2 separate regions of the Mus musculus genome follow, and region 1 is linked to region 2. A link is a loop called in an ENCODE intact Hi-C map of the cell type or tissue named here. Cell type or tissue: heart. All regions are shown on one strand.

Region 1 (5,000 bases), 55 kb before region 2:
TCCAGGACAGCCACGGCTACACAGAGAAACCCTGTCTGGAAAACCAAAAAGAAAAAAAGAAAAACTAAAACATTTCATTTGTCTCTTGGGGTTCTGGGGAGTGCTTACTGTTACATGTTTCTCTTTCCTGATGCTAACTACTCTTTCTGAGCATCTAGCATTCTGTATATCTAATGTATTTTGTAAGCATTTGTATGAAATAAAGTATTTGGTGGTTTAATTATCCTAAATACCTATATTTAATGTTTATCTGATGGCCTTTGTCATACTAATGTAAGTTTTGAATTGGAACATATTAAGGATGTGTGAGTTATAAGTAGTGTAGTTTCGATTGTGACTCTTGCTAGGCAATGGTGTTATACACCTTTAATCCTAGCACTTGGAAGGCAGAGGAGGTGGATCTCTGAGTTCAAGGCCAGCCTGGTCTACAGAGTGAATTCCAGGACAGCCAGGGCTACACAGAGAAAACCTGTTTCAGAAACAAACAAAAAACAAAACAAAAACAAAAAAAAGAAAGAAAGAAAAAAGAAAAGTCAAAAGAAACAAAGCAAAACAAAAACCCAAAAAGTAGATTGTGACTCTTGCTTGCTTTACTAAATGCTATACAATTACTAATCAAACAAGAAAATATGTAAAATGATTCTCTTATAGTTATTTTTCTGTGTTTGTACTATAATTCAGTGCAAAGATAAATATTTTATACCTTGTTTTCTGCTTAGAACTATTCCAAGAGAATAATGTTTTATTTTTCTAAGCCAACTCTATTGGGCCTGACAAGTTTTAAAAACACAGATACATACTTTTGTCAAAATTATTATGAACTATGACAAAAAATTCTAGGTAATTTTTTTTCCATTTTATTTTATAGAGGGGCGAGATGCATTGGAGCCATGCGCATGTTAACGGACAGCTTGTGAGAGTTTGTTCTCTCTTACCACAATGTTGGTCCCAGGGATGGAACTTGAGTTGCCAAGTTGAATTGTACATGCTTTTTTCTGTTGAGCTGTCTTACTGGCCATAGACAGTGTTTTCTTTGCTTTTGTCATTATTCTTTATTTTTTCAGTTATAGACAACATCCCTGTCATCACAGTCATCCGTAGATTTTCAGTAACTCACTAAGCTGAGGCACATCCTAATGTAGCATAGACTTCCTCCTTTAGATGCCAAGGTGACAGCTCACAAACAAATGTAGCACATTGTTTTGATGATTGTGGTGCTAGGAATTGAATCAGGGTCTCCTGCCTGCTGAGCAGACTGACAGAGCTACATCTCCATCCCTACAGTATTATTTTGATCAATAGTTTCTGAAGCTTAGCAGCTATTAAGACATATCAATATATTTTGAGGTAGTGGTTATCCAAAGAAAACACTTCAATCTTCAAACGGTCCAGTAATTTGTGTTCTTTGGTTTTCCCTTTTTTTTTATTTGTTTGTTTGTTTGCTTGCTTGTTTAGGTTTTTCTTTTTCCTTTTTCTTTTTTTAAAGATTTATTTATTTATAATATGTAAGTACACTGCAACTGTCTTCAGACACACCAGAAGCGGGCATCTGATGTCATTACGGATGGCTGTGAGCCACCATGTTGTTTTGCTGGGTTGAACTCAGTCCCTCCAGAGCAGTAGTCAGTGCTCTTAACCACTGAGCCATCTTTTCAGCTCTTGTTTAGGTTTTTCAAGACAGGGTTTCACTGTATAGCTTTGGCTGTCCTGGAACTCACTCTGTAGACATACTAACCTTGACCTGACAAAGATCCACCTACCTCTGCCTCCCAAGTGCTGGGGTTAAAGGCATGTGTGCCACCATGAACACATTGTTGGTGTTCTTAAGTAGAGAGTGGGAGGTAGGGGCTGTGAGATGTAAAGATGCTGCCAAGCTAGATGATCTGTGTGTCCTCAGACCCCACGTTAGAAGGAGAGAACTAACTAGCATGCACACATGGCACACATGGGCCCACATACATACACATAAACCCACACACAAAATAAAAACATTAAGCAATAAAAAATAGAATGTATTAGTCACTAAGAAAAATACACCAAAGTTTTGATTACTATTGCATGAACAAGCAGTAGAGTTTAGTTGAAAGGAATAGTATTAATAAATTGTCTCTGGGTAAATGTGCAAAATGTAATTCAACTTACAGTTTTGTTATTTATTGTTTGTTATAGAGACATCTAAATCCTATATTTAGAAATGTTTTAGATTCTGGAGTGGTGGTAGTTGATTTTAACAGTTAAGTGAATGACTAATAAATATATTGTTAATGCTTGCTTTTGTCCATTTGCAGCTTAAAAAACACTACACATCAAAATAATGATCTGCTAGACTGCTAACCCGAGCATCAGCTTCCACAATGCCTGTGCAGGCAGCTCAATGGACAGAGTTTCTGTCCTGTCCAATCTGCTATAATGAATTTGATGAGAATGTGCACAAACCCATCAGTTTAGGTTGTTCACACACAGTTTGCAAGACCTGCTTGAATAAACTTCACCGAAAAGCGTGTCCTTTTGACCAGACTGCCATAAACACAGACATTGATGTGCTCCCTGTCAACTTTGCACTTCTTCAGTTAGTTGGAGCCCAGGTAAGTGTCCAGTATTTTTACTGGTTTATTATATCAGTTGTCAAAATTAGTTCTTTAGCTGGTACAGAGCATGTTGAAAGGTAGTCGAAACCTAAAAGGTGTATTTACTTTTTGTGATGTGTTCCTACAAAGATTTTTCTCACTGCTATAAATTCTTAAGCAAAATAATGAATCCCATTACAGTTATATATTTCTTTGTTCTGGCTTCAATACCAAAGCCAGAATTTAGATATCTAAGTCCTTTGGTAGTTGAGAAACTGTGTGACTATATCAGTATTTATTTGTTAAGTCATGAAAAGAAGTAAAATCAGAGGTTTAGTTAGAAAAAAAACTATCTAAAGCCCTTAGATGGAGATTTTGTTGATCTTATTTGTAACTTCAGTTGGTTGATCGTATTATCACAAATACAAAATAACAAATTCTGTGCAACATCTTATGCCCTTATATGTTGTGCAATGACTGTTCCATTTTATATAATTTTACTGAATCCTAGCAAGAATGTAGATTTGATAAACAACTTTTATTTGATGAGGGTCTGTTCTATTGTACATATGAAAATAAATATTCTTTTTTTGTGTGTTTTTGTTTTTGTTTTTCGAGACAGGGTTTCTCTGCATAGCCCTGGCTGTCCTGGAATTCACTCTGTAGACCAGGCTGGCCTCAAACTCAGAAATCTGCCTGCCTCTGCCTCCCAAGTGCTGGGATTAAAGGCATGTACCACCACGCCCGGCGAAAATAAATATTCTAAATGTTCTTTCTGCTTTTTACCTTAGCTCTTTAGGTACCTTTTACCCCTACTTACAAATGAGGAGAAGATGAAATTTCATACATGCCATAGTAAATGTTAAAGTAAGAAAGAAGTAGCCGCGCCTGGTGGCACATGCTTGGAAACTCAGCACTTGAGACAGGAAGATAGAGTTCAGGGCCATTCTGGCCTACACAGGAAAACCCTGTCTCAAAACTCAAGTGAAAGGAATAACATCTAAAAAAAGAAGAAAACAAAAACCCAAAACTAAAGCAAGGAGTTTACAGTTTTATAAGAAAATTTCCAGGCTTATTTAGTAAATTTAATAACCCACTGTGTTCATTTTTTTAATATCTTGATAGATGAAGTTGTCTTTTTAAATACTCAAAATCTGTTTTCACTGTTTTAGAATCTTGGCAGTAACTCTGTAGTTAGTAGGGTCATAGCTTAATTGGCAGCATACTTTTCTAGTGGGTCATAAAATAATGATATCTCTTGCCAAAATCACACTTTAAAATCCAATAAAATACTTACTTTTTTGCAGTAGTGCTAACTACTGCCTGTCTTCTATAGTGCAGGCAGTCTTAGTGTTCCTTCTGAATAAATGTGTTATTTTAGTATGTAAAATAACCTATGGATCTATGCATTGTAACACAATCTTTTCAGGCTCATCTCTTCACTATCTCTACTTATATTGGTCTCCTGACCAGTTCTTAGATATGTTATGTATATTAATGTATAGGGATTTTGAAAATGTCTTTGCTTACAACGATTCTTTCCTCTCTACTTTCAAGAAATTACAAATGTTGCAGTTCTCCAGAAAGTTTATTATGAACTACACTAGTAAATTGCAACCCTTCTCTAGTTCTTTCTTGTGTGAGTGTGTCTATCCATGTATGTATCTGTATGTAGGGATGTGCACAGCTTTAAATCCTTACCTTTATTTTTGTGTCTCTGTGTGAATGTCACATGCATACAGTTGCTCTAAAAAGGGTGTAAGTTCCTTGAAGCTGGAGTTACAGCTATTGACTGTTGCCCAACATAGCTGAACCTGCAACATCTGGGAGAGCACCAAGAGCTCTTAACCACCAAGCCATCTCTCCAGTCCTCTCCATATTATATTTCATTTCATTTACAGTTGCATTGTATTTTCATTGATTGCCTTCTAACATAGTATTTGTTTATTTGTTTATTTATTGGCTTGTCTCTTATCTCTGTAGAATTTGAACTCTTTGAAGCAAGACATTTTCATTTTCTCTTTTGATTATTAATAGATCCATACATAGTGTAGACACATGAGAAATGGTCTATAAATGTCAGTGTTTGTAGGACTGGATTGAACTTTCATAATAACATTATAAAACATGTAGAGTTATTTTTATTTTGCATATGTGGAATTTGATACCAAGTAAATAATTTTTGCAAGGTCAAGTTTACCTACATTTTTCATTTTTTAATTTTTCCTTTTTCTGGTGGTAGAGGTTAGACTGACTGCCTAATCTCTGCTAGATGGGAATTCTCATCATTGAGTTACATCTCTGATACTATCTATCAAGGGAGTATAGGTCATAAGTTATAAATTTAATAGGTAAATCATATAGATGCAGTACTAAATGGTATGTGGTAGAGACAGACTCCTGACACTTTCTTTTTTGTTTTGAAATACTTTT
Region 2 (5,000 bases):
CTTTATTCTGTAACTATTCTGTCTTCATGAAACTGTTGAACATGGTCTTTGTGACAACCTGAATCCTGGGTCATGGCCACTCATGCTTGGCTCCAGAATAAAGTCTCTTCTTATTCCCTTTGAAGTGAGAGCTGTATTTTTGCACTGACAAGGATAATTTATTTTGAAGTCAAATGATCTGCAAACTGTAACAGGTCTTGTGCCACATAGTAAAGCCAATAGTTCAATAAAGTGATAGTAAAGCCATTATTAGTAACAAGCCAGCAAGTTGGAAGATAAAAGGCTTTTATTGAAAATTCCACTGTACTACCTGGTTTTGTGTGTTAACTTCAACACAAGCTAAAGTCATCAGTGAGGAAGGAGCCTCAATTGAGGAAATACCTCCATGAGATTCAGCTATAAGTCATTTTCTTCATTATTGATCAATGGGGGAAGGCCTAGCCCATTTTGGGTGGTGCCATCCCTGGGCTGGTGGTCCTGGGTTCTATAAGAAAGCAGACTGAGCAAGCCATGGGGAGCAAGTCAGTAAGCAGCATTCCTCCACGGCCTCTGCATCAGCTCTTGCCTCCAGGTTCCTGCCCTGCTTTAGTTCCTGTTGTAACTTCTTAGGGATGAACAGTGATATAGATATGTAAGCTGAATAAACCCTTTCTTCTCTTAAGTTGCTTTTTGGTCATATAGTTTCATCACAACAATAGAAACCCTTTGTCGGGGGGTCACAGATGCAAAGGCTTATTATATGTGACTTCTGAGGAGTCTAATTTTAATCATAGCTGTGTGGGTACCACCGTGGGCATTCTTGAAATAATCAGTTCTCTCTACGTGGTCTTAGTGCTGTCCATAGATCATCATGCTCACCATTCTGATGTCTATAAGCCTGAAGGAAGATTACAGATTAGAGCATCATTTGACTGGTGTTCTCTGATTCTCTACCACCACCCCAACCCCTGTAACTTTGACAAGTTAATTATTAAGAGTATGATCTGGGTAGTAAGACAAAAGCAGCAGTGAAAAGTAGGCTTGCTAAGTGCTGGGGTCAGGCTAACCCATTCATTGGCTACTCATTTGCTTTCTCCTGTGGGCCTGCACCAGGGCACGGAACCCAGGTCCTCTGGAAGAGCATTATAGTACTAAAATGCTGAGCCATCTCTCCAGCCCCTCTCGTCCTCCACCTCCTCCACACACTTCTACAACAGAGACTGCAGCTTACACATGTTCTTGAAACTAAGCTCAAGGTCCTCAGAGCAGCAGATGGTCTTCTTGGTTGATGAAAGAACTCAGTGGGGAAACCCCCACTCAGCTCCCGATTCGGCGTGCACCCAAGAATCACGAATAGAACACAACACCTTGATGTAACAACAAGAGGTTTTTAATGGCGGAGCTCCGGGTCGAAACGTATCTCACATAACAGGAGACAGTGGATTCGACCACGAGGCTTGGAAGCTAGGGGTTTTTATAGAAAAGGAGTGGGGCTGGGGGAGGAATTGGCGCGGTTTCACATGATTGGTCCATTTAAACATCAGCAGCCTGTAACATTTAACTTAGGTCAGAGGGGTGGGAGCTAGGGAGGCGATGGGCTTGCCCGGGCATGTCCTGGTCTGTTCTGCTATGTTCTCAGCCCCAGGTTTCAAAGCTCAGAAACAACTCTTTGGGCTATTTAACATACATTACATGAATTACAGTTTTATTTCCTTTCAGTTGACATCTTTCCAAAGAGACGGTCCAGGAAAAGCCCCAGGTCCCATTTGAGTTTTTCTCCACTCCAGCTCTTGCCTAGCCCTCAGGTTAGGTCTCCAGGTTAACTTGGGGGCACTGGGCACCCTTCAACCTGGGGGCCACAGTATGTTATCCCTGCACAGAACTTGCATGGCAGGGGTAGCAGTGGGGGTGGGATGGCATGGGGAGGTACCTTGCATTTCTGAGTCTAGCCCAAATACTAGCCCAATCCTGGGCCAAATGGGTGGACGTTGGAAGCTTAGTCAGGTCTGATGGCTCATCCAGCTCTCCCACTCCATCACCCCCACCACCCAGTTGGGGCAAGAAGATGAAATTCTAAAATGTGAACATAGACAAATTTGCAGTAACATCTAGGTGGTCCTAGAAACAGGAATCAAGAAACCCCCTTTTCAAATTAAGAGCCCTATCTTAAACGCTGCATTTTATACAAATCGAGCAAATTTGATATGTTTTAATTAGCACACGGTTTAATTTGCAATCTCACAGTTGTGTACAAGACACGCCAACTAAGCAGTTTGAAATCATTTGAGGTTTAACAAAAGTTTTCAAACATAGGGTAGTTTCCTTGACTTTTTTTTTAATCTAGAATTTTCAAAGGTAATCATTATACATAACTGTTGTAAACTCTGTAAACTACAGAGTCAACTATTTGACTAACATTAGTTGATAAGAGTTATTCAAATTTCTTCAGTTGTCCATGCTCGTTTCCAGTCCAGCAATCCAATTCAGGTTGTCATACAACTTCTGTTCTTTGAGTTACTTATTCTTGAAGAAGTTAATGTTTTCGAGTTATTTTTCGCCTTAATATTCCTTTGTAATTTGTCTCGAAACTTGGAACGTAAGTTAATAAAAATTTCATATTTAACTAGAAATACACATCTACGAGTTTTGTCCTAAGCTAAGACCCGTAGCTCCTCCTCAGACGCCGAGATAAGCTTCTTGTGATTGGGTAGCGTGCGTCCGCCGCGACGCCGGAAGGCCGTGTGATTGGTCCGCAGAGTCCACGGCAGCTTTTTCTCTGTCGCTCAAGGCTTTCGGCCACTTCTCTTTCTCTAGGCGAGCGTCCTTTGTTGGTGACAGGAGCTGCTAGTCTAGAAGGAGCAGACTGAGCGAGGCGAGGTAACTAACTGCGCAGGCGTCGGCAAGGAGGAAGCGGCGGGCCTAGACATGGGTGGGGCAGGAGTTTACGCGCCTTGGGCGAACTACTTTGCTTCCCGGCTCCTGGATCCCAATTCCTCTGTACTTCTCAAATTCCTTTGGAGACTCGGAGCGTCCCTCCTCAGTACCGCCCTCTTCACTGTGCCCTCCCCTGCCCTGTCCTCCTCGCTACTCCGCCTCCTCAGCCCCACCTTCCTTATGGCTCCGCCTTCTCCACTCCGTCCTTACAGCTCTGCTTTACTTAACATCCTGTCCCTGCCCTTTTGTCCCATAAGCTCCGCCTTCCTGGAAGCTTAGCCCCGCCCTTCTGTGTTCCACTTGTGCAGCCCTGTCTTCTTCACTGTCCTACTTTCTCTTAACACTCTTAACTGCCTCTCTTGGAAGCCTTTCACTGGCCCTGCCCATATCACTGCTCCTCCTTTTCTGTGCCTCTCCTTAGCTCCACCCTCTTCATGATCCTCCACCTCTTCAAGTTTACTATCCCCACTTGAGGTTTACTTTCTGCACTGCGGGTGCATGCCACTTCTGTCTGCCAGTGTTCTCACCTCTCAGCAGCCCAGTCTCCTCAGTACACTCCTCCTCTTCTGGCCCCGTTTTTCACTCATCGGACCGAGTTGTGGCCCTCTGGCACATCCCAGACAAGGAAATTGTAAAAGTTTTCTTCCTTCCCCTGGTGCTGGCACTTTCCTCTTGGTTGCTGTTCAGCGTGCACAGTGCTCTGTCCTGACTGGAATCTGCTGTGTGGGAGAGAGGTAAATTGTAATAGAGTAAATACCATATGTTAAGTCTCTTCTGAAGGCAGCGCAGTGTTGATATTTGGTATGCTTAGAGGAAGGACGTTTTTGTTTGTTTGTTTTTGTTTTTGACTAGTCATTCCTGCCGGAGTCTTTTTTTAATTTATTTTAATTAATTAATTAATTTTTTTTTTTTTTTTTTTTTTTTTTTTTGAGACAGGGTTTCTCTGTGTATCCCTGGCTGTCCTGGAACTCACTCTGTAGACCAGGCTGGCCTCGAACTCAGAAATCTGCCTGCCTCTGTTTCCCAAATGCTGGGATTAAAGGCGTGGGCCACCACTGCCCTGCGCTACTGGAGTCTTAAACAGACTTCTAAAGCACTGAACTGTACCTTTTCCCAAAACATCTGGGTCCTAGGTGTTCTTTAACCATCTGGCTCTTATTTAAGTTTTGTCGTGGAGACTTGCTGGTTATAATTGGTCCAGCTTGAGACCATGTATCTAGGCTCTTAGTGAGGCAAGGAGTGAATGACTTAGTTTCAACAGTATACCTACCCTTGGTAGTCCCTTTTGAAGTTTTCCCTGAGGACTTTCTCCCAATTTGTTAGCAGTCTTAAAACTAAAAGTGTATACGAATAAAAACCACACCAAAAGATTCCTCTTACCCAGTTCACACAAGTAGACAGTAATGCCCCTCTCAGGCTCCTGGAAGTCATACATCAGTGGGTCTGTTAACAGCTTCAGCCTTTGTTGCAAAGCTCAGCAAAGAAATGTGCCTTATCTAAGCCTTGTTTTTGCCTGCTATAACAAAAGCCTGGTAAACTATGGCATAGATCCAGGGTTGGGGTTTGTTGAGATTCTGCTTATGAAAACACCTTTAGATTCTTATAAAGTTCTGGGAAGTCAGTCCAAGTGTACCTTGTATGGTTCAGATTCATGTCTTCCTTGCTCAAGCTAGCAAAAAATCCTTGATACATTTTTCTTTTCCAGGCACCATGACAACCCTGGATGATAAGTTACTGGGGGAGAAATTACAGTACTACTACAGCACCAGCGAGGATGAGGACAGTGACCATGAAGACAAAGACAGAGGCAGGGGAGCACCAGCCATTAGTTCCACACCTGCAGAGGCTGAGCTGGCAGGCGAAGGCATCTCCATCAATACAGGTACTGGAAGGCTCTGAGCTCTAGAAATGGACTCAAAAAAATGTCCTTTAAAGTGTGTATCAGTTAGAAGTCCTGCTCTCCTTTCTCCAACTTCTGTCCCACTTTCCTTCCAGAGATAACATAGTGTAGTCTGTCATTGTGCTTGCTTCTGCCCTTTCTCCTTGCAATGCAAATCTATATGCATATCAGCATGGAAGGGAACAGT

The links. Peaks named below come from ENCODE experiments on the same cell type or tissue, not always from the same donor. Only the 100,000 strongest peaks of a DNase experiment are listed, where the experiment ranks them.
Region 1: it touches region 2 in a loop (2.0-fold over the local background); 8 of 42 quality-filtered maps call a loop at or near these places.

What each region holds. Positions count from the first base shown.
Region 1 is chr2:37,412,101-37,417,100 of GRCm38, reverse strand. It overlaps Rc3h2 (ring finger and CCCH-type zinc finger domains 2), which reads left to right. Exons shown (of 22, transcript NM_001100591.1): 3 at 2,289-2,585. The coding sequence starts at 2,355. Among named protein-coding and RNA genes, the nearest start is that of Rc3h2, 8.3 kb to the left of the region's middle. In heart, no CTCF peak of the experiment used is centred here; no DNase peak of the experiment used is centred here.
Region 2 is chr2:37,356,999-37,361,998 of GRCm38, reverse strand. It overlaps Pdcl (phosducin-like), which reads left to right and starts at 2,667. Exons shown (of 4, transcript NM_026176.3): 1 at 2,667-2,856; 2 at 4,619-4,795. The coding sequence starts at 4,624. In heart, no CTCF peak of the experiment used is centred here; DNase peaks (open chromatin) are centred at 1,898, 2,778 and 3,078; H3K4me3 peaks cover 1,901 bases; H3K27ac peaks cover 1,429 bases.